4 separate regions of the Homo sapiens genome follow, and all the other regions are linked to region 3. The links are chromatin loops, found by intact Hi-C in ENCODE. Cell type or tissue: dorsolateral prefrontal cortex. All regions are shown on one strand.

Region 1 (5,000 bases), 230 kb after region 3:
ATTGATGCAGGTTGCAAAGCTCCAAGATACTGTTAGCAGACTGAATGAATCTCCTCTTGAGAGGAGATTTAGACAGAGTTTGGAGGCTGAATTAAAATAAGTATGTAAAAAAATGTAAATTTTAAAAATTATTAACTCCAGGGAAAACAAAAAAATTTTGCAGGAAACTAGAAGTAGCCATAATATGCTATATAGCACTGTGGTGATTATCACTTAAAATAAATACTGACTATTAACTAACTTATGACATAATCATATTGGAAGAACTGGGTAAGAGCACTGTGCGCCCTCTTGAGTATGTGTGCTTATGTGAAAAAACTAAGTCCTCCTCTTCCATGGTATGAAGGAAAGGAGTTGCCCTTAAACTGAAAAATTAAGAAATAGCCATGTAAATGTTTTATTCAGGGATGAATTAGCCAAGAGTTGAAAGTGACTGCCTCAAGGAAGAGTGAAATTGAACTGGTACATTCTTTAGTAAGCCTATAAAAAATTTTTAAATTTTCTGTATTAAAAATAAAAATGTGCAAACTTAAAAATTACACACAAAAGAGTACAGATCAGTGCTATTCAAAGTGGCTGCCAGTCTGCAGTAAGATAAGGAACTTGTACTAGAACATTAATCAACTACATCACTAAGAACATTGCTGACTTTTTTTTTTTTTTTTGTAGTAAGCTTTTCTTGATGAAGGAAGTAATGCCTTGATTTACATTCTGGCCCAAGCTCCTTATGTCACTTTATCAAGGCATTTTGAGTAGGACTGGTATAGATCAGAGATCATCAAACTATTAAGTAAAAAGCCAGATAACAAATATTTTAGGCTTTGCAGGCCACGCAGTTTCTATCACAACTACTCACCTCTGCCATTATAGCACAAGAACAGACACACACAATACACAAGCGAACACATATAGCTATGTTCCAATTTATTTACGATACTGACATTTAATTTCACATAATTTTCACATGCCACGATATATTTTTTATTAACGCAAAATCCATTTTTTTCAGTGTAAAATCCACAGATCATGCAAAAACAAGTGCCCAGCCAAATTCAGCCCATGGGCCATAGTTTGCCAACCCTGAGACAGACACTATGATCAACTTTGTTAAAAAAAAAAAAAATTACAAAACAAGGCCAAGTCATAGTGTTTCATGTACTATGGGTATTTATGCTTATCTTCTTTATGTTTTTTTCCTGTTTTAAAAGCAAAACGAATGCTAAAGAATTTTTAAAAGTCAAGTTTTAAAAACTCTTTTCCCATTTCTCTCTACCCTCTAAGCGGACGTGTACCCAAACAGTCTCAATTTATGTTTCAATTTCTACAGAAGATTGGTTATTCCTCATAATTCTCCATCAGATGATTTCTAGAGGCAATCTCCTCTACTTTGGCACTGTAATGAATAAAACTTCATTGTCATGATAAAAGCCTCGCTCTCTTTTAAAGAAAAAACAGATCCTAGGATCCTAGATTTTTGAAAATGGAAAAAATTCTTCTACAGGTAGGTCTCCCTTTTCTAATTACCAACAAAGTCATATTTAAGATAAATGCAAAGCTCAATAATCTAAATCCTTTGAATTTTGTTCTTATGCAGTGCTTTAGTTAACTCCCCAACCAGCCAAGGCCCAAAACTCTTCAAAATATTCTAGGTTTTTCTACAAACTCAGTTTTAATAGAGGACAGGCTGGTAGGAACACGACAGGGTACTAAGATCCTCACATGCCTCATCTACATCACTAATGTCACAGACTCTCAAAGTGAAGATGGCGAAAAATTGAAGGCCTGCCTCCCTTTTTGGGTGAAAAATCATCCTTTCATTCTGTAGCTATGTTAACACAGCTATGCTAACTACGGGAAGCATAAGCACAACTGAGTGAGTTCCAAGTAGGCAGAGCAAGCCATGTCCAAGTGTCCACACACGTACACGCCTCACAAAGAAGGGACATTGTGGTCTGCAACAAGACCTGGAGGATGCCAGGATATCCCAACAGGTGCAAGTCCCACTCATGCCTACCAAAAGGAATGATTTTGGCTCACCTCACAGCTGCCTGGACATCACCTACAAAAAGAGGGAAAGAGGCCACTAGACCACTCTGTGACCTATTACTTTGGGCATCATAAAAAAGAGAGTGAAGAAATTTAGCCAGTTCCTCAGAGGTTGCTTAAAAGACAGACTTTCTCAGGCTCACAGTGCCACCTAGTGGCTTTCCATCCTAAACTCATGGTTAGTTGACAGGGAGACAGAACCTCTCAGTCCAAGAATTTGGCACTTAACCACTTTTAGCCCATAAAAACAAAACTTCTAGCATCTCTTGGCAAAAGTAAAAATAGGCTGGAAAACATTACAGCATTTTGGGAAGACACAGAGAGCAGGTCTACTACTCAAGTTACAAAACCATGCAACTAAGAAAAAACATTTTTATAGCACTGCTGATACCACCAAGGATAATAGCTCTAGTTCCCTTCAAAGTAGTCTATCCCAAGACATATCAATGGAAAACTCTCGGGGCGGTGGGGCGGGGAACCAAGAGCTCCAAAACAGAAAGAAGAGAAACTTGAGGTCATATATTTATAGGTGCTCCTTGATTTGCACCAGGGTTAACTCCTGATAAACCCATCATAAGCTGAAAATGCTGTAAGTTGAAAATGCATTTATCTCTCTTCAGCCAGGAAGGAAGGGAGGAAGGGAGGAAGGCAGGAAGGGAGGAAGGGAGGAAGGGAAGAAGGAAGGAAGGAAGAAAGGAAGGAAGGGAGGGAGGGAGAAAGGAAGGAAGGAAAGAAGGGCACTTAATACAACCTACCAAACATCACAGCTTGGCCTAACCTACCTTAGGTTAGGTAGCCTACTTTTGCTTAGGTTAGTTTACCTAACCTACCAAACATCATAGCTTGGCCTAACCTACCTTAAACACATTTGGAACACTTACATAAGTCTACAATTGGGCAAAATAATCTAACACAAAGCCTGTTTTATAATAAAGTGTTGAATATCTCATTTAATTAATTTACTGAATACTAGACCAAAAGTGATAAACAGAATGGCTGTATGGATACTCCAAATGTGGTTCCTACTGAGTATCTATTGCTTTCACACCACTGTAAAGTCAAAATATCTTAAGTCGACCCAGCATAAGTCAGGGACCATCTATACTTGGACATAGGAAATCTTAAGATAATGCTATTTGCTAGGCAGATAAAAAAGAAGTCCTAAACTATGAGAGATATTTCAAGCTAGTTTGAAGTTAGCTAATTTACAAAGAAATTTAAATAGTCTAATGGTTTCTAAACCCCCTACAATAAACACACACACACACACACACACACACACACACACACACACACACACTCCTACTGGCTTGCCTTGAAATTTTCAAGAGCTTCAGCATTTCTAATTGTTCAAATTCTTGTATTATTACTCGCCTGGCAATGTCCACTATGCATATCAAGATGCTGAGAATGACTCACCTTGGCAACAAACTGCTTGTCCTTTTGGTCCAAATTAGCTGTGGGAGCCACATAGTCTCTCCATATTCTCAGCCTGCGCTCTTTGGCAAACCTGGCAACAAAGCAAGGATGCAAGATCATTCAGACTCAGCAAATGGAATCCACCACTACCATGGGAGCACAGTTGGTGCAGCATCCTACTCTACCCTATAGATGTATCCAGAAGAAAGACTACCAGTCAAACCAGAACAAAGAGCGAGAGTAAATGAAAACATGCAAGATACATATATAAAATGTAAGCCCACAGCTGGGAGACTATGGTCCAGGCATACAATTTTTTGAGCCTAGATGGTTCAAGTCCACCTTCATTATTAACTCTGGTTTATCTAATATCTCCTGGGTGACTACTACAAAAAAATGGGAAGAACCCACACATCTAAACAAACATATTTCTTAAAAAGCACAGACCTGCTCAATTTCTATCTGAATTACAAAAAGGTTACCAGCTACCAAATCCTATATATAAGAAGAAAACTGTCATGACAGTGCATCTATAGAATAATTAGAAAATGAACAAAATCCTCATAAGTTCACTGACAAGAGTTTAAAAAAACCTATGTAGCCAGAAATTTATTTTGAAGTATTATGCCCAGTAGATATTTTCTGAGCCAGACTATGAGTAGGAAATGGAATATGTGCAAAGATTAAAAAAAATCAATGAACAGCTGTCTTAAACCACTTACAAATAAGTGGATACATGTGCAGTGAAAAGGAACTATTATTTCTGAAAACAGTATTGCAATCTTTTGTTTTAGAGAAGCACTAAAATGAGAAAAACACAAAGCAGGATGTAGTAGTTGTAAAATACAAGAAGTAATTCAATACAGAGGATGCAATTTTACCTACAATTCAAGTAGCTCAAATACAGCATGCAAAACAGCAGACAAGTAATCACATATTATCAAAATAGGATTTGCATTCTCTGGTCTAAGCTTGTTTTTTAATGATGAGCACTCCCCCAAAAAATCCATAAAATCTTCTACCGATGTCATATAACATGTAGATATTATTTTCATTGCATTCACTTTCTTGAAAGAAAGGCAAGATACTGGGCCAGGCACAGTGGCTCACACCTGTAATCCCAGCACTTTGGGAGGCCAAGGCGGGCGGATCACGAGGTCAGGAGATCGAGACCATCCTGGCCAACGTGGTGAAACCCAGTCTCCACTAAAATACAAAAAAAAATTAGCCAGGTGTGGTGGCATGCGCCTGTAGTCCCAGCTACTGGGGAGGCTGAGGCAGAGGAATCGCTTGAACCAGGGAGGTAGAGGTTGCAGTAAGTGGAGATCGTGCCACTGCACTCCAGCCTGGCAACAGAGCAAGACTCCGTCTCAAAAAAAAAAGGTGGGGGGGGGGAGGGGGGGCAAGAAATTAAAGAATGCAAAAAAAATCAAATTAATTTAGAATACTAATGAACATAACAGGATTCTCTGAACCAAAAAACAGAAATTGAGCATTGTAGAATAATCGGAAGTATTTGGAACACTGTACTTGAT
Region 2 (5,000 bases), 270 kb before region 3:
GCATTTCTGTTTTTTTTTTTTTTGTTTTTGTTTTTGAGATGGAGTCTTGCTCTGTCGTCCTGGCTGGAGTGCAGTGGTGCAACCTCAGCTCACTGCAACCTCCGCTTCCTGGGTTGAAGCGATTCTCCTGCCTCAGCCTCCTGAGTAGCTGGGACTCCAGGTATGCGCCATCATGCCCAGCTAATTTTTGTACTTTTCGTAGAGACAGGATTTCACCATGTTGGCCAGGCTGGTTTCAAACTCCTGACCTCAAGTGATCTGCCCCCTCGGCCTCCCGAAGTGCTGGGATTACTGGTGTGAGCTATCGCACCTGGCAGAATTTGCATTTCTAATAAGATCCCTGGTAGTGCTGAGCTGCTGGTCTTGAAGTGGTTCCTACTTCGAGAATCACTGCCTTGGAGGGCCGAGCATAGGAGTATGGAGTTTGGGAAGAGATTCCTGGATTGTGTGAATGACTCTGAGACTTTGACCTGAAAAATCTCATCTCCCCAGGAGCCTAGAAAGAGATTTCCTGTCTCACAGCAAAAGAAGCTTATGTCATGGGGACCAGCACAGGCTACACGGTAGATAAAGCCAACCAGGGCTCTATTTTGGGCTGGTGCACTGGCCTGGAAGTTCTGTGCCCTACCTTGAAATGCCCCCCTGGCCACAGACCACTAACCACGCAGCTGCTGCCTCAGGCGAAAGTCCACTCCCACCTTCCCTGGCTCCAGGGCCCGCAACTAAGGAGCGCAGCTGGACAGGACGGGTGCACGCGAGTCCCAGGAGGCTTTCCCTCTCAAGAGGACGAACCATATCTCCGAGAGTGCTCCTGGCAGAACAGAGCATAGATGCTGGGGAAGAAAGGGAAGGATACAGGAAAGGAAGAATGAGAGAGAAGGAAAGGGTTAGGGGCGGGGGTAGGCGGGGAGAGAAGAGGGTCCTCAACACAGATGCTGATGTGGGGCTGGCAACTTCCAGGGGACTTAGGATGCATCCAGATTAGGCAAAAAATGAAAGCACCAAACCACACCTGTCCATCCCCTGACTAGCGCCATGCCAGCTTCATTCCTTGGGCTCTTTGATTTTCACTTCCTTGGTCACCTCCCCCAGGTCCAGCCCGATGAGGCCACTTCTGGGAAGAACAAAGGAGGCTCTGTAGGCTCTGCTGGGATGAGAAAGATCATCCCAGGAGGCAGGCAGGATTAACATGCGGCAGTGTTGCCACACACACTCGTGATATTATCCTGTTGGTGTATAGGATTATATGTCATTAGGATTACAGGGTGTAATAACTCCAGGTGCATTTGACATTTCTATTCAAATTGTACTTTGGGGAAACCTATAGGTTTTCCTTGCTGATGATTTATCTGGTTCCTTCCCCTGAGAGCCTGGCGTTCCCATCCTGCTTGCTTCCCTGCCTGCCGCCCCCAAAACTCCTTCCTGTGCCCTCAGCGGCTCCCACTCTCAAGGACAGCTGTTGGGGCCCCAGTCCTTGCTTTCCTGCCGAGTGTGGGGTGGGCCTGGTGGGAGAGGAGATTGTATCTGATCCAGCACATTCCTCTCATTTTACAAATGCAGAAACCCAGGCCCAGAGCATGATGGAGACTAGTTCAGGCCACTCTCTCCAGGTGGCCCAGCTTGGATCAGATCCTGGTCTCAGCCTCCTGGGAGAGGGGACACCTTGCCAAGGTGCCCCTGCTGGCACCTCGAGCAATCAGAAAGGGTGACATCAGCCACCCGGAGAGACTTCTCATTTTGCCTTCCACATTCCCCCACCTTCCTTTTCATTCCTGCCTTTCCTTTGTCAATTCTGTGCCACCTCTTCATCTCCTCCCTCCCTCCCCGAAAGGCCATGATGGCCCGCAGGTCAGGACAGCCCTTCCCGGCCTGAGCCTCTCCAGCTCTGGGAGTTCCAACACCACTGCCGGTTCTTCGAGAGCAGTGAGGGGACCTGGCTCCCCCTGGCTTCCCCAAGCCTCTCAGCCCACAAGGCCCTGGTCCTTCCCACCCGTAAGACTCTCCCGAGACCACACAGCTAGTGCAGGTGGGACCTGAGATTAGCATCCAGCTCTGATTATTCTGAAGTCCAGTTTCTCCCTCTGCTCACTCCAGGTCTGGCAGCTGCTCCTCGCTGTGGCGCACTCAGCCTTTGGCACACAGCCGCAGGCGCTCGGCAGGTGAGGAACCTGCTTGGGAGCAATAAAGCAGGGGGCAAAACTCCATGGCTGATTTCAGACAACCGACTGCTAAATGCCAGACACATCCACACAGCTGTGGAAAGACAGCCACTCATGAGCAGCCAAGCAGATGCCCCCCAGAGCTGATACCCCTGGACACAGAATCGGGGGCCTTGCTTTTTATGGTGGGGACCATCCATTGTCCTGACATTATTTCACTGACTAGAACCCACCGCCCTGTCAGAGGGGCATGATTTTCCCTGTTTTACAGATGAGGACACCGAGGCACAGAGAGGGCTAAGGACTTTCCTGAGGCCACATAGCTGGCGCAGGGACAACCTGAGATTTGAATCCAGATCGGATTGATTCTGAAGTCTGGGTTCTTTCCTTTAACATTGGGAACAGGAGCCTTTTTGGAATAGTGCCTCTCCTGAGTCCCTCTCCCTCTGGAGGGAATAGGTTCTCTAGGGTGGCAGGGATTTGAGTTGCAATTTGCGAGGCTCATGCAAAGGGTTAAGTCGTCAAATGCCTGAGATGTGGACCCAGAAGCCACTTTGAAAGGTGCCCTAGAGCAGTCTGGCTGTAGACACGCTCACCAAGGGGCTCTAGCAACCCTCCCCCTCCCACCTCCCCTCCTTCTCTCCTTCTCTCCTTCTCTTCTCCCCTTCCCCTCTCAGGCTCTGCACCCCTCAAGACTGCTCCTCACAAAAACTCTGATTCTGTTAGGAAAGATCTTGCAGTCCTAGAACAGAGTCTGGCACATAGACTCAAAATTCCTTGAGTGACTCCGCAGAATGAAGCTCTTTGGAAGCTGTGAGGTGCACTACCCCACTATGACCACACGATGCCACCCTTGAGCTGCACACGCATTCCCACCCGCATGCTGGCAGCAGGTGGCAGAGCAACAACTGCTTTGCAGCTGGGTGGGATGGGGAGGGTCAGGATAGCATCAGGGGCAGGAGCTCCCGTGGTCACAGGTATTATTCAGCCGTGCCGTTTTGCTCGTCGCCATCGTCCCTTCTCCCACTGCTGTCTGGCTGTCACCTAGTGGGGGCTCGGTTGGCCTCACAAACCTGCAGTAATTGTTCCTGGACCCGTAAACCCAGCCTTTCTTCCTGAACCTCCACAGCAAACCCCCAGCCCCACTCAGGATCCTTTAGCACCTCTGAACTCAGTTGCAGGCGACACGCCAGCTCACATATTGCCTTAAAATGGCCTCCAGCAGCTTCTGCTTAGGGAAGGAATCTTCCAGGGGCCTTGTTTCTTGAGGGCTGTGGCTCTGCAGCAGTAAAGGCCTTGGGGAGGCCTGATGCCACGCCCCCAACCTTGGGCTGTCTCGGCACAAGTGGCCACCCCAGGGCCGAGTGGGAGGATTCCAGATAAGGAGGGTCCCTGGCCCCTGGCCATTTCCTGGCCGCAGAGCACTACGGCACTCGGCACTCGGGAGCCTGGTCATCCGTCTCATTGTCAGTGGTGGACAACAAGATGGATGTCCGTGTGGTCATTCCTGACCTGCCGTGGCCTCACCGCGGCTGCAGTGTCGATCCCCCAGCTATCCGGCATGAGGAGGAGGGACTGGGAATCTACAACAACCTGTAATTGGCATAACCTGTTTTCTGCCCCATTTATTTATTTATTTAGATGGAGTCTTGCTCTCTCACCCAGGTTGGAGTGCAGTGGCGCAGTCTCGGCTCATTGCAACCTCTGTCTCCTTGGTTCAAGCGATTCTCTGCCTCAGCCTCCCAAGTAGCTGCAATTACAGACTTGCGCCACCATGCCCAGCTAATTTTTGTATTTTTAGTAAGAGTCGGGGTTTCACCATGTTGGCCAGGCTGGTCTTGAACTCCTGACCTCAAGTGATCTGTCCACCTCGGCTCCCCAAAGTGCTGGGATTACAGATGTGCCCGGCCCCTGGCCTCTTTAGAGGTGAGGACCCCACTTAGCTGTATTTCACTTCTCTCCATATCATATAGGTCCTCCTCTGTCCTTTATCCCAACATGGTTCTCACCTTTGGGGAAGTTTCCTTAGGCCCCCAACCCAACTCTTGTATATGACCCCTGCTGTCAGCTCTGTCCCCTGTCAGTCCCCTGCCCCCTGAGGGCTGACACCTGTGGGGCCTCCCCCAGGGATGGTAACTCACACCTTCCTCTTTCCCAGGGTGTGCAATTCCACCTCCTCTCTCTAGAGGTCTCTGGATCCTCAGCAAGCAATATTATTGACTCTAACAAGCAATCAAGGACTTTATTTGAAGGATTTGGGGGTAGTTCACAGAATGAAGGGCGCGGTTAAGATCCAGGCCAGGGCAGGGCAGACATTAGGCAAGTCAGTGATACAGGCAGTGGAAGCTTGTCATCTTCTCGCCATACACTGCTGGGATCAATCAGCATCAATTATTTTGTTCCCAATCTCAGTATCCTTTACAGATTTCAATTCTTGTGTCCACCCAGTGGGCAGAAGAGGGCAGGACCTCTTGAGTGACAACCCACCCAGAAGTGTCCATGGTGTGGAAGGGGGTCATCCCCAAAAGGATTTCAGAAGGAGATCATCTGTATACAGAGGACAGAATGCTGGGAGAGCTGTGTGACCTTCATCCACCAAAGCGGTTTTCCCTGGCATGTAATTGAGCCACTCCTTTATTTTTCTTATCTGTGGAGTCTCTCACTTGACATTGCCCACTGGTAAATGATGAAAAGAGTGGCATAAGTGAGGCCCAGAGAGGCTCAGTGCTGGACTTAAAGTCACTCAGCAACTCTAAAGGAGAGCCAGGAGACCCCAGTTCCATTCACTGTTCTTGGGTTTGCTGTGACTCACCTGGAGCCCTTGGGGCAGCCTCCCCTGTG
Region 3 (5,000 bases):
GATTGTGAAGTGGCACAGCTCAAGTGCTACTGTGTTGAAGGAACCAAAGCTACCAACCACCCAGCACTCATTCCAATAGTAAGATGTATTCTTTAAGGGAATAAGGAGTGAGTATGATATGGCAATGTTCACTGTGAGGCCAACCTCATAGCATGAAATGGATCCACGTAAGAGGCTCAGAATGCTATTACCCCATATTATTAATGTATAATATGCCATGTGCAGCAATGAGACTCCTTAAAGGGATCAGGTTCTGAATTAATGTATCATCTGTACTTGGATTATCAGCATCAAATGCAACTCTTCGTGTCTTGGTTATTCCAACAGCTATTAGAAGAATGAAGATTATATCAGAGAAAACCTTTAGGGAGAAAGTGGGGAAATAAAAATAGTTTCTATCAACTGCAGAATTTGTGCTTGCCTAACAACAATGCACATTTACCTCCAGTATGACTTCCCTGTATTTTTCATGTGATGTTTTAAAAGTTAGCATTCACCAACAGGAAGAAACTCTGCAACAGAACTCAGAGAACCAAAATTAGAGCTCACAGAGGAAAGCAAAATGGCACAAACACAGACCTATCTACCAGAGCTCGCTTTCTGCCCTCATCCTGCTGCTAGAAACCAGACACTATGTTAGGCACAATGAGGCAAGCCTAGGAAGGCTTCAGTCACAGATCCATGATCTATGACTGTGCATTTCTGATTCAGTTCTTGAGATGCAGATGCTGAAGCTATTGTACCATCTGGCAAGAGCAACGGCTGCTCCACGAGACCTTTGCTCCTGGCAAATCTCACTTAAAAGACCCACCTCTAACTTGGTATTTTACACTCAATATTAATATTTAAGTATATGCTGTACTGTAGTGCAATATAAATGCTTGTCAAAAATAAGACCCTTGAAGGCATACACTATTTCCTTTTTTCCCCTTGCAGTGTCAAGTAATTAACAGGTGTTAAATAACCACTGACTAGTCAACTATAAAAAAGAGGGATGTGAGCAAGAATACTAGCAAGAACAAGTAACTGTTACCATGTCTTCCCACCCACCAAACTGTGGAGGAAAAAACTCCCTCCTCTCAAATCAAGGCAGGCTGCTTACAAGGAGCACCACGTGAAAGGGAAAAATGGCCACTCTACGCAATATGCCTATTTTGATATGAAGGGCTGGTCTGTCGTTAGCACTTCCCAATCAGTAGCACTCACAAATAGGTCTAAACTTGGAAAATTTAAAAAAAAAAAAAAAAAAAAAAACTCCCTATCAAACAATAAGAATCAAGAGTAAAAAAGAAATAGCAGTTTGCTAAAAAAGAGACTAAAATACATCAGGGCCTTAGAAGAGTTATTTCTGCATTCCCTGCACATACGACATCATTCATGAAGAAGGCAATGGTACAAATATAGCATAAATGTCGTCTGCTCTAGCTTGTAATTTAAAATGCAAATGCTAATGAGCGAACTGGTATATCAGTGGAGTTAATAACCGCATGCCTAGCACAGGGGCTGCATCCAAAACACACACAGAGAAGAGACAGACACCATGTTCCAATTTAAAAATAAAAACACCCAAATTAACCCTAGAAAAATCACTAGCAGATGTACAAGCTCAGGAAAAGGAGGCACACAAGGGCAGGGAAATGGGAACTTCTCCACCAGCCGCAGACTAACCAGTGGATTTAAATATTTTCCTACTCATAGTAAAGGTAAGCATGGGAGTTACGAGGGTTTACTGAGGAATGCTATTGTAACAGCATTACAGAGTATAATAAGTATATTAAGGAAAAACTACAGGGAATCCAGAAAGCTTGAATAGAAAGTTTTCTACAAAGCCTACTTTAGAAGCCTATAAGCTAATCTTGCAGGGAGCCAAATGAGATGTAGATCTCATTTACTTCATCATAGGCAAAGGGTGAAGAAGCTTTGGTTAAAAAAAGCCCAAAAACTTACAAGGTCTAGATTAAGAGGGTCATTTAAGTAAATTGGAAAAAGCTCTAATGATGAAATAAAATGACGGAGAGAATGCAGTTGTGTCTCAGATGCCTTCCAAACATGAAACGAACTTCTGTGGATTGTTCTTGCTCCTCATAGGCCAGTGCTTGGCAGCCCTGCAGCAGAATCTGGGAACACTCCACAGCACTGAGACGAAGAGCAGCTCCTTGGGCTTCCTCAGAGCCCCCCATACATGGGGAATGAGGAAGTGCATTCTGTGGTCAGTGGCCCTGTCCAGTGCCAGGACTGAAACTATGACGCCTCCTCAAGGCCAGCAGGAGAGCAAGCTTGCACATGCTGCCCACATTGGACACTTAAGTGTCTTCTAATTCCCATGTTAATGCTATTTATTCAAATTCCACACAAAGAGCCAGGCCCAAACTCTAACAGATCCAGCCCATCTGACTGGGGAAGCCTCAGAAAAACTTTTGAAAGAAACTCAAGGTGAGCAATGACCTGGAGTTTGGGGAAGGGGGCAAACAGCTTTTCAATGATGAAGAATGGTTTTATTTATTTATTTTTTAAACCCAGTCAAATCTGGTTGAAAGGGGTGGGAGATTTGTGAGGTAGTTTCCATAGCAACCAGGATTAAGTCTTACAGCAGTGTGCACTGTTCACCCTGGCGCTGCCCATTACCAGATTTCAAAGCATTAACCTTTAATTTCAAATTACCAAACCATTTACACTCCCTCTCCTGCATCCAGGTCCTGCCATTTTCTACTATTAGTCTGACCAAATGGACTCCCCCACAGGGCTGGAGTTCTGGTGAGTAGCACAGTAGCTTGTCAACATTACTACTAAGTGGCTGCTGGGAAATGCCCACAGGTTGACAAGATAGTGTTGAATAATCTACACTGAAATGTATTCCTCTGGGAAAGCCACAAGAAGGGACTTAGAACTGAGGCATTTAGGCACAACCAACGAGACAGGTGCTGTTTTTGGAAATAATCCAACAGAGAAAAGCCATCAGATTTCTGGAAGTTTCCCATTCCATCCCCCAGTGCCCACCAGGTGGAAGGCAAGCCAGACAACCCTGCATAGACTCAGACAGAACGCGCTTTAAAGTAGGAGGGAAGGAGAAGGGCCCGAAAAGGAACACCTAGGGAAAAGCTCACAGGACTGACCTTCTCTACTACTCCACTGGCCTCATTAGCTCTGCATAGGACAGGCCTCATTTTCTATCCAGGATGTTTTCTCCCCTTGTCTCATCAGTATTAAAACATGAAAGCATAAGAGTAAAAAGCACAATAGAACGCTTTAGAGTAGAAGAGTAGAAACACTAGTCAGAGAATTCAGGAGGAAGGAAACTCCTCACTGACCTACCCATCCAAAGCTAATCCACAGGCCTATCATCTAACAGCAAGGGTAAATCAACATCTATCTTTTCTTGGCACATAAAACCCAGTAGATGGTAAGGGCTGAACACCCCAATCAGGAGGCCACACCATCCTCCACAGTCTGACTCCATAGAAGGCGATGACACCACTAGGACTATCTTTTGCTAGTTATAGGAGGCCCTAGATAGGCTGGCACATAAATGCCACATCGGCCTTGCTGTCTCCCTCACCTCCAGGTCACCAGCATCACACCAAGATAAGCAGGCCAGTCTGACGGAAATAATTAATTAGGAAGCAGGAGGGCAAGAATTCATCTTTAAGTGTTTTAGCTCCAAGGTCTGTGACTGCCATTAAACCAGGCCAAACAAATCTTATTTTTAGTGATGACTTTATTTATTACTCTGGAATGGGTACTGAACAAATCATGTTTCTCTCTCTTTTACCCTGAAACACTAGATTATGTCATGGAAGTCTGTCTTTTAATTCCTACTCCCAATCTTCAGGTATTGGCATGCTGAGGCTCTTAGCATCTTTGTTCATCCTCCTCTGATCTGACCACCTGCAGTTTCCTGATGTCCTTCCTAAAAGGATGGTCCTCAGATGGTACACCGTACCACCAGGAATGCAATGACTTGGGCTGGGTCAGTACCTGGCTCCACTCCTCTCTGCGTTCTGTATTTCCGAGTTTTGAAACAGCCTTTTTGACAGCAGTTACATATTTACTCTTATTGTTTTATAAAATCTGAGCTGTTCTCATTTGTATAGTATTTAAGCCATGTTTTGCTTACCCTTATGCTTTTAAAATATTTTTTTCTTCATGTCAATACATTCTTTACTCCAGTAGACACAATTACTTTGCTCAAAGGCTGGAACTGTATCATCCATTTCTGTATTCCTAGCATTGTGCCCACTGAATATAAAAAAAAATTATTAAATAACCATGTAATTGAATGACCCACAAGTATGATGAGGCTCATTCTGGGGATGATTCATGGTGTAAAGATGAAAATAATCCTGGTGTAATTGGAGGTTTCATTCACATGACCAGTGGGTGACAGTGTGCCTGCATAGACGGAGAGCTGAAGGTGGAGCAGTGAAGGCTCAATAGCAGAAGAGCTAAGAGGGAGATTTACACACCAATACAAAAGCGGAGAGAAAAATGATTGATTAATATGTCCATTTCTTTTAGGCAACTCTTCCTGAGATCTGATACAGGCCAACTTCTTCTGCCTAGATGAATCAAACCCAGTCTGCCCAAAGAAAATGTAGCAGATCTTCTCGGAAACTCAAATGCCATCGCCCTGAGGAAAACTTTTCCATTCAACAATTGTTATTTGCTCTGTATTCTCATACTAGGTGGCCTATGCTTTTGATAACTGCTCTTTCATATTTCCTTGTTTACATTATTTGTATGGCCATCTACATAACTAGACTAAAAGATATTCGAGGGAGAAGTTATCCTACTAATTTATGTATCATCCAAAATTTATCTATTGAAGACTACTTTTCTTAATCTGTGCTTGTAAAAATCTTGTACTCATTAAAAAACACTACCCAAATCTGTTCATTGTGTTAATTCTTTCCTGTAAGTGACTCTCCAGGATCCCCGGACATGAACATAATTCTTATAATTCCTATAATGATATCTTTAAAAGTAAAGAACTAGAGCAGCTC
Region 4 (5,000 bases), 54 kb after region 3:
CTGAAGCCGAGATTAGATAACATGTGCCCAGAATCATTCCTCCTCTAACTATAGAAAATAACCTGACAATTACCAAACTCCTAGAACTAAATGGGTCCTAGAGGCTATGGAAAAACTGCTGAGTGAGGCAGGCCTCTGAAATCACGTTTAAACAATGGATATATTTTGGTTGAGTCCAAGCAGTCTGCTGAGCTATCCAAGTCAGTTCAGCAATAAGTAGCTCAGTTCTTGCTCTGTTTCCCAGGAAGTCTGGGAATCACTCAACTACCACACTACCCAGTGACAAAAGACTCCCTGAGTAAGAGCCTTGAGGGATGACAATGGCCAGAAATACTGCTGAGCAGCATGCATGTCCTTGGGGCAACCAGCCACAGGGATGAAGGACAAAAGTAAAATGTCACAGGGCTTCTCAAATGGTCTCCTGCCAGCTGTCAGAAGTGTTTGAAACTAAAACTCATTTCCTAATAAATGTTTTCTTTCCTTTGTACATGACAAAAGGTCTAGAGGTGGTAAACGGGAGGGGCTAGGAGTAGAGGCCTTTGGAGGTAAGAAACAGAGGCAAATGTACTACAGACATAAGCACGGCTTCACAGTTAGTCCCGGAATGATGATAAACATATCTCCTATAGAGCACTCATTCATGCTTTCTTTTATACAGCTACAAAGGGAGATCATATCTAATATATACCTATTTTACATATTTTTTAAAATGGAAGACCAAGTGCACTTAAACAAAATTAGACAGCAAGTTCAAAGTGTGTCCTTCTTTTCATGGGGAAAATCTAGAATAATAATACATGCTTTCTCAGCATATTATTTTCCAACACATTCTGCTCAGGTATAGGCACAAAACTGGGAAAGAAAAAAGTGAGGGTGTGGGTTCCCCATGTGTTTAGTAATGTTTGGTCTTACCTGGCCTCTGCAGCAAGCAGTTCATCGTAGTGTGATGATCTCTGGTCATCATCCTGCCGGTATCTGATCACTGTGGCTAGACCTTTGCTGACAAGAGCCTCAGCAATGTTTCTGCAACAGAAAAGATAGGTCAGTGAGCACTAGAAGTGCATATGGGGCTCAGTCAACAGAAATAATAACAGTTAGCACCTGGAGGTCTTAACGCATTCTGGCAGAGGGAGAGAGAAGCCAAGGTTTCAAGACCTATGAGTTGCTAAGCTAGAAATCCAAATAAAAGGTTAAATAACAAAGTTCCCTAGCTCAGCATTTTTCTGGTTAGTACAGTCAGATGCTATATCAATCCAAATATTAAAAACTAGCAAAAAAAAAAAAATCTGTAAAAAGCCCACATTGCACCAGGCTATTTACAGAATGTTATAAACAAGCCACTGCCCTCAAGAAAAGTCTGCTATAAAATATTAGGCACATAGAGAAAAAAATGGAACATATAAAAGCATGACCTAAATTTCTCAAAATCTTTCTAGCCGACAGAACAACCAGAAAATGTCTTCTTTTAGTTTGGCAACGTTAGAAACATTGGTTTTACATAACGAAGTGTTTCTCTTATAAGAACTCCTGAGAGTAGATCTTCTACCCAAAGTGGGCTTGGAAAAGATAAGACTATGAATGAAGAGAGAAGAGGCAGGCAGGAGGGAGGCATTCTAGTAGAAAGGAAATTCTTTGTGCTGTGGCTCATGCCTATGATCCCAACACTTTGGGAGGCCCGGGCGCTGGGATCACTTGAGCCCAGGAGTTTGTGAGCAGCCTGGACAACACAATGAGACCCCCATCTCCATAATAAAAATTTAAAAATTAGCCGAGTGTGGTGGTGCATGCCTGTAGTTCCAGCTACTTGGAATGCTGAGGGAGGAGGATCAGGAGTTTGAGGTTGCTGTGAGCTGTGATCACACCACTACACTGCAGCATGGGTAAAAGAATGAGGCCCTATCTCAAAAAAGAAAGAAAAAAGCAAATCAAGATGGGGAACAAAGAAAGTAAACAATATAAAATCTGAGATGACCAGTTTTGGAGCAATACTCCATGGGAGCTACAAAAAATCTCAGGTTAGACTCTAATGCAAAGTAATTCTCAAATGCAACAAATCTTTTTTTTTTTTTTTTTTTGCCAGAATAAGAAAATTGCTCACACTTGGGAATGAGAGATGCCACTCTATGTGGCCTGCATCTACTAGCTAGAGAAGGATGAATGGGAAATGATATGCAGACACTTAATGATACATATTTGAATGGTTCCTCCCCAACCTGGAAAGGGAACTTTGTTATGAACAATCAAACTGCAAAAACAAATTTTCAAAAATTAAGTATAATTAACTATAGCAAATACTGGAAAACAAGAAGCATGATATTATTGAGGGAGAATGGTGGTTATGTCTTTCTTTGTGTCTGTCATAATTACACCAAAGGCCCTACTCAAACCATCTGGTTTGCTGCCCTTTAGGGAGAGGCTATGGTAAGCAATAGGCTACCGTGCCATATGCTATGACTGAGTATTGTTTGAAAATGTGGTTAACTCCTAACACACCAGTGGTTCTTAGAAAGTTATACTGTGGGGATGCTGGGAGCTGAACCAACCAGTATCTGTGCATGTTTACGCAATTTAAGGGCTCTATTCGTCAAAACCCAGGAGAACATGCTTTTTTTTTTTTAAAGAAGAAAAAATAAATGTGTTGGTAGAGCAAGGAGGAAAAGATGCAGTGGCTGATTATCTTCTCATTATATGCCCCTCGGATGTCTGTTTATCTACTGCCAGCACGGTATTAATATCTCCAAACTGCCACGGAATTAGCACTTCTCAAAATCCACTCCCACAAAGAGGCTGCTTTGCTGGCCACCCTGTCTCCTGAGTCACCACATAAGCGTGCTGGCAAATGCTGTCATTATCACAGAGTTGTGTTTGGCAGCATGGAGAAGGCAACAGCCTCAAATCAGCAGATGTAGATGTTGATACATGGTGAGGATTTAAACTAAGGTTGTCACTAAGGGGCCCTAGCAGGGAACAAGAGAGGCTCCACCCATCAAAGAGCTAGTAAGAAGGCTGGGGAGTGGCATGGGGGACAACTCCACTTTTGATAGTTTGAGATGTCCTGGCTGTTTTAAATGCCAAGAAAACAAAGAAATATTTGTTACTGCATTTTGAATTACTGAGCATTGACATTTTACAGTAAATACATGGGGTTTGGAGGAGAAAGTGGGAATGGCAGAGCAGGCAAGGAAAAATTCACACAAACAAGCTTTGATATATAAAGAAAAACAACACAAATGTTTAATGATCCACCCCAGTTAATGCTGCTCAAATCAATACACAGAATTACTGAGTACCTGCCTGGCCGGGAAAAACCAAGGGCACTTTCTCTACTCTTCCTTGTCCCTGCCCTCTTTATCCTATCAGCAAATGTCTACAAACCAGTTAAGACCTGCCATATGGAGTTCCTGAGGCCTTAGATTCCCAAATCACTCCACACCCTGCCCACTAACTTTCTTCTCTCTTTCCTTTAAAGCTCAGCATCTAAGCCATGTTCTCTTAGCTTCTTATCCCCTAATTATAGATTTCTCCTGGAGGAACAGTTGTGATGCTGGTGCTTAGCGGTAACAAGAGTAAAAATACATGAAATGATAACAACCATCACCATTGGGCATTCACTACGTGCAATGCATATGAGAATCACATGTGTTCTCTTCTTGGTGGGTTCCCCATGTGATACACCATCACAATATATGGCAATTATTCATTCATTGTTTATCTTCCTTGGTGAGTGATAAACACTGTGAGGGCAGGGGCCATGCTTTTCTTGCTCTATATCCCAGTTCCAAGCACAGTATTTTGCACAAAGTATAGGCTAGTCTGGCTTGGGGTGTCAGAGCCCCATAGGAAGGTAAGGATGATCACTCATACAAGGTATCAGAGTTCAACCTGGGTGCAAACATCCACATGGAAGGTGGCTCCATAGCCAGGCATTAAAGACTGAGTGTCCACTTGGGAGGGGTGACATCAGTGTTACAAGATTGGTTACACTAAGGAATATCAACCCTACCAGTGAAAGTACTAAGGATAAGCCAGGTTTCTCACTGTCAGAGTAGGTATATACAAATATGGAAAGGAAGAAAACTAGAATGAACCCTGTAGCAGTGGATTGGAATTTTAGGTATTTGTGTGAACTCATGGTATGTTGGTTCAGGTTCTATAAGAGGCACGTGCCAAGAAGGATTAGATGTGCAAGAGATTAATTGGAGAAAACTCATCTCAAGGAAGGTGGGAAGGGAACCCCAGGAGGCCTGGGAAGAGCCAACAGACTGCAGTGCAGGTCAAACCCCTGTGCAGAATGGAGGGAATGAAGGAAGGTTAGATAGGGAACATCTGAGCTACGGGCCTGTTCCAAAGAGTTTCGTCAAAGCTTGATAAGAAGTCAAAATTGTCCGTCAGAGGAACCCTATGTCCCTCAGCAATAGGCCTGCCTTAGTATCTCTGTTGCGCTCCGCTATTGGCTGGGAGCAGCTGGTGGGAAGCATAGCCTTGGCTGAAGTAGCAGTGATTGATTTCAAAGCACAGCAGCTGGGCTGTCAGTCTATTATGTTTCCTGCAGTTGGAGATCCAGGAGGCACATTTTCATGACTGCCACACATGGTTTTCAATAGATATAGATAGATTTAGAAATAAACATATAAAAATAAATATAGATGGAAATGTGGGCTCCTTAGATAAATGGCTAATTTCAGATCTGGGGAAGACAGTACAAGATAAGCCTGGAACATGTAGTACCAGAAAACAAGGAAGTGCTCAAAAAAAAATAGGAGACATGTCCAAAGGACACAGAAGTCCTGGCTCCTACTGGCCAAATTGGGAACAATTTGAGTGGATTATAACTGTTTGAATAAAATGAGATTCCATGAATTCATTCTAATATAAACAAATAAATAACTTGGGAGTTTAATGAGAGGTGAAAACTATGTAGTTCAAAGTGTCTCCTCACAAAATATCTATTAATTAGAAAGAGTAAAATAGTACCTTTACAGTGGAGAAGCCTGGTAGAC

Evidence for each region. A loop is a pair of places that touch in the nucleus more often than their neighbours do. Peaks named below come from ENCODE experiments on the same cell type or tissue, not always from the same donor. Only the 100,000 strongest peaks of a DNase experiment are listed, where the experiment ranks them.
Region 1: a loop joins it to region 3, with 4 times the contacts of the local background. A loop is called at or near these places in 9 of 110 quality-filtered maps.
Region 2: it touches region 3 in a loop (2.7-fold over the local background); 5 of 110 quality-filtered maps call a loop at or near these places.
Region 4: it touches region 3 in a loop (2.1-fold over the local background); 3 of 110 quality-filtered maps call a loop at or near these places.

The regions. Positions count from the first base shown.
Region 1 is chr7:127,706,113-127,711,112 of GRCh38, reverse strand. SND1 (staphylococcal nuclease and tudor domain containing 1) reads right to left here. Exons shown (of 24, transcript NM_014390.4): 9 at 3,466-3,556. Among named protein-coding and RNA genes, the nearest start is that of SND1, 56 kb to the right of the region's middle. In dorsolateral prefrontal cortex, CTCF peaks have their summits at 2,001 and 2,201 (motif pointing left); a DNase peak (open chromatin) is centred at 2,192.
Region 2 is chr7:128,207,959-128,212,958 of GRCh38, reverse strand. All of the region lies in intron 1 of LOC124901744 (a long non-coding RNA gene), which reads right to left. Among named protein-coding and RNA genes, the nearest start is that of MIR129-1, 2.6 kb to the right of the region's middle. In dorsolateral prefrontal cortex, CTCF peaks have their summits at 3,010 (motif pointing right), 4,123 and 4,324; DNase peaks (open chromatin) are centred at 3,028, 3,558 and 4,328.
Region 3 is chr7:127,938,144-127,943,143 of GRCh38, reverse strand. The region is part of intron 15 of SND1 (staphylococcal nuclease and tudor domain containing 1); the gene reads right to left. Among named protein-coding and RNA genes, the nearest start is that of SND1-IT1, 57 kb to the left of the region's middle. In dorsolateral prefrontal cortex, CTCF peaks have their summits at 2,049 and 2,250; a DNase peak (open chromatin) is centred at 2,206; H3K27ac peaks cover 2,779 bases.
Region 4 is chr7:127,883,925-127,888,924 of GRCh38, reverse strand. SND1 (staphylococcal nuclease and tudor domain containing 1) reads right to left here. Exons shown (of 24, transcript NM_014390.4): 13 at 913-1,023. Among named protein-coding and RNA genes, the nearest start is that of SND1-IT1, 110 kb to the left of the region's middle. In dorsolateral prefrontal cortex, no CTCF peak of the experiment used is centred here; DNase peaks (open chromatin) are centred at 2,834 and 4,477; H3K27ac peaks cover 5,000 bases.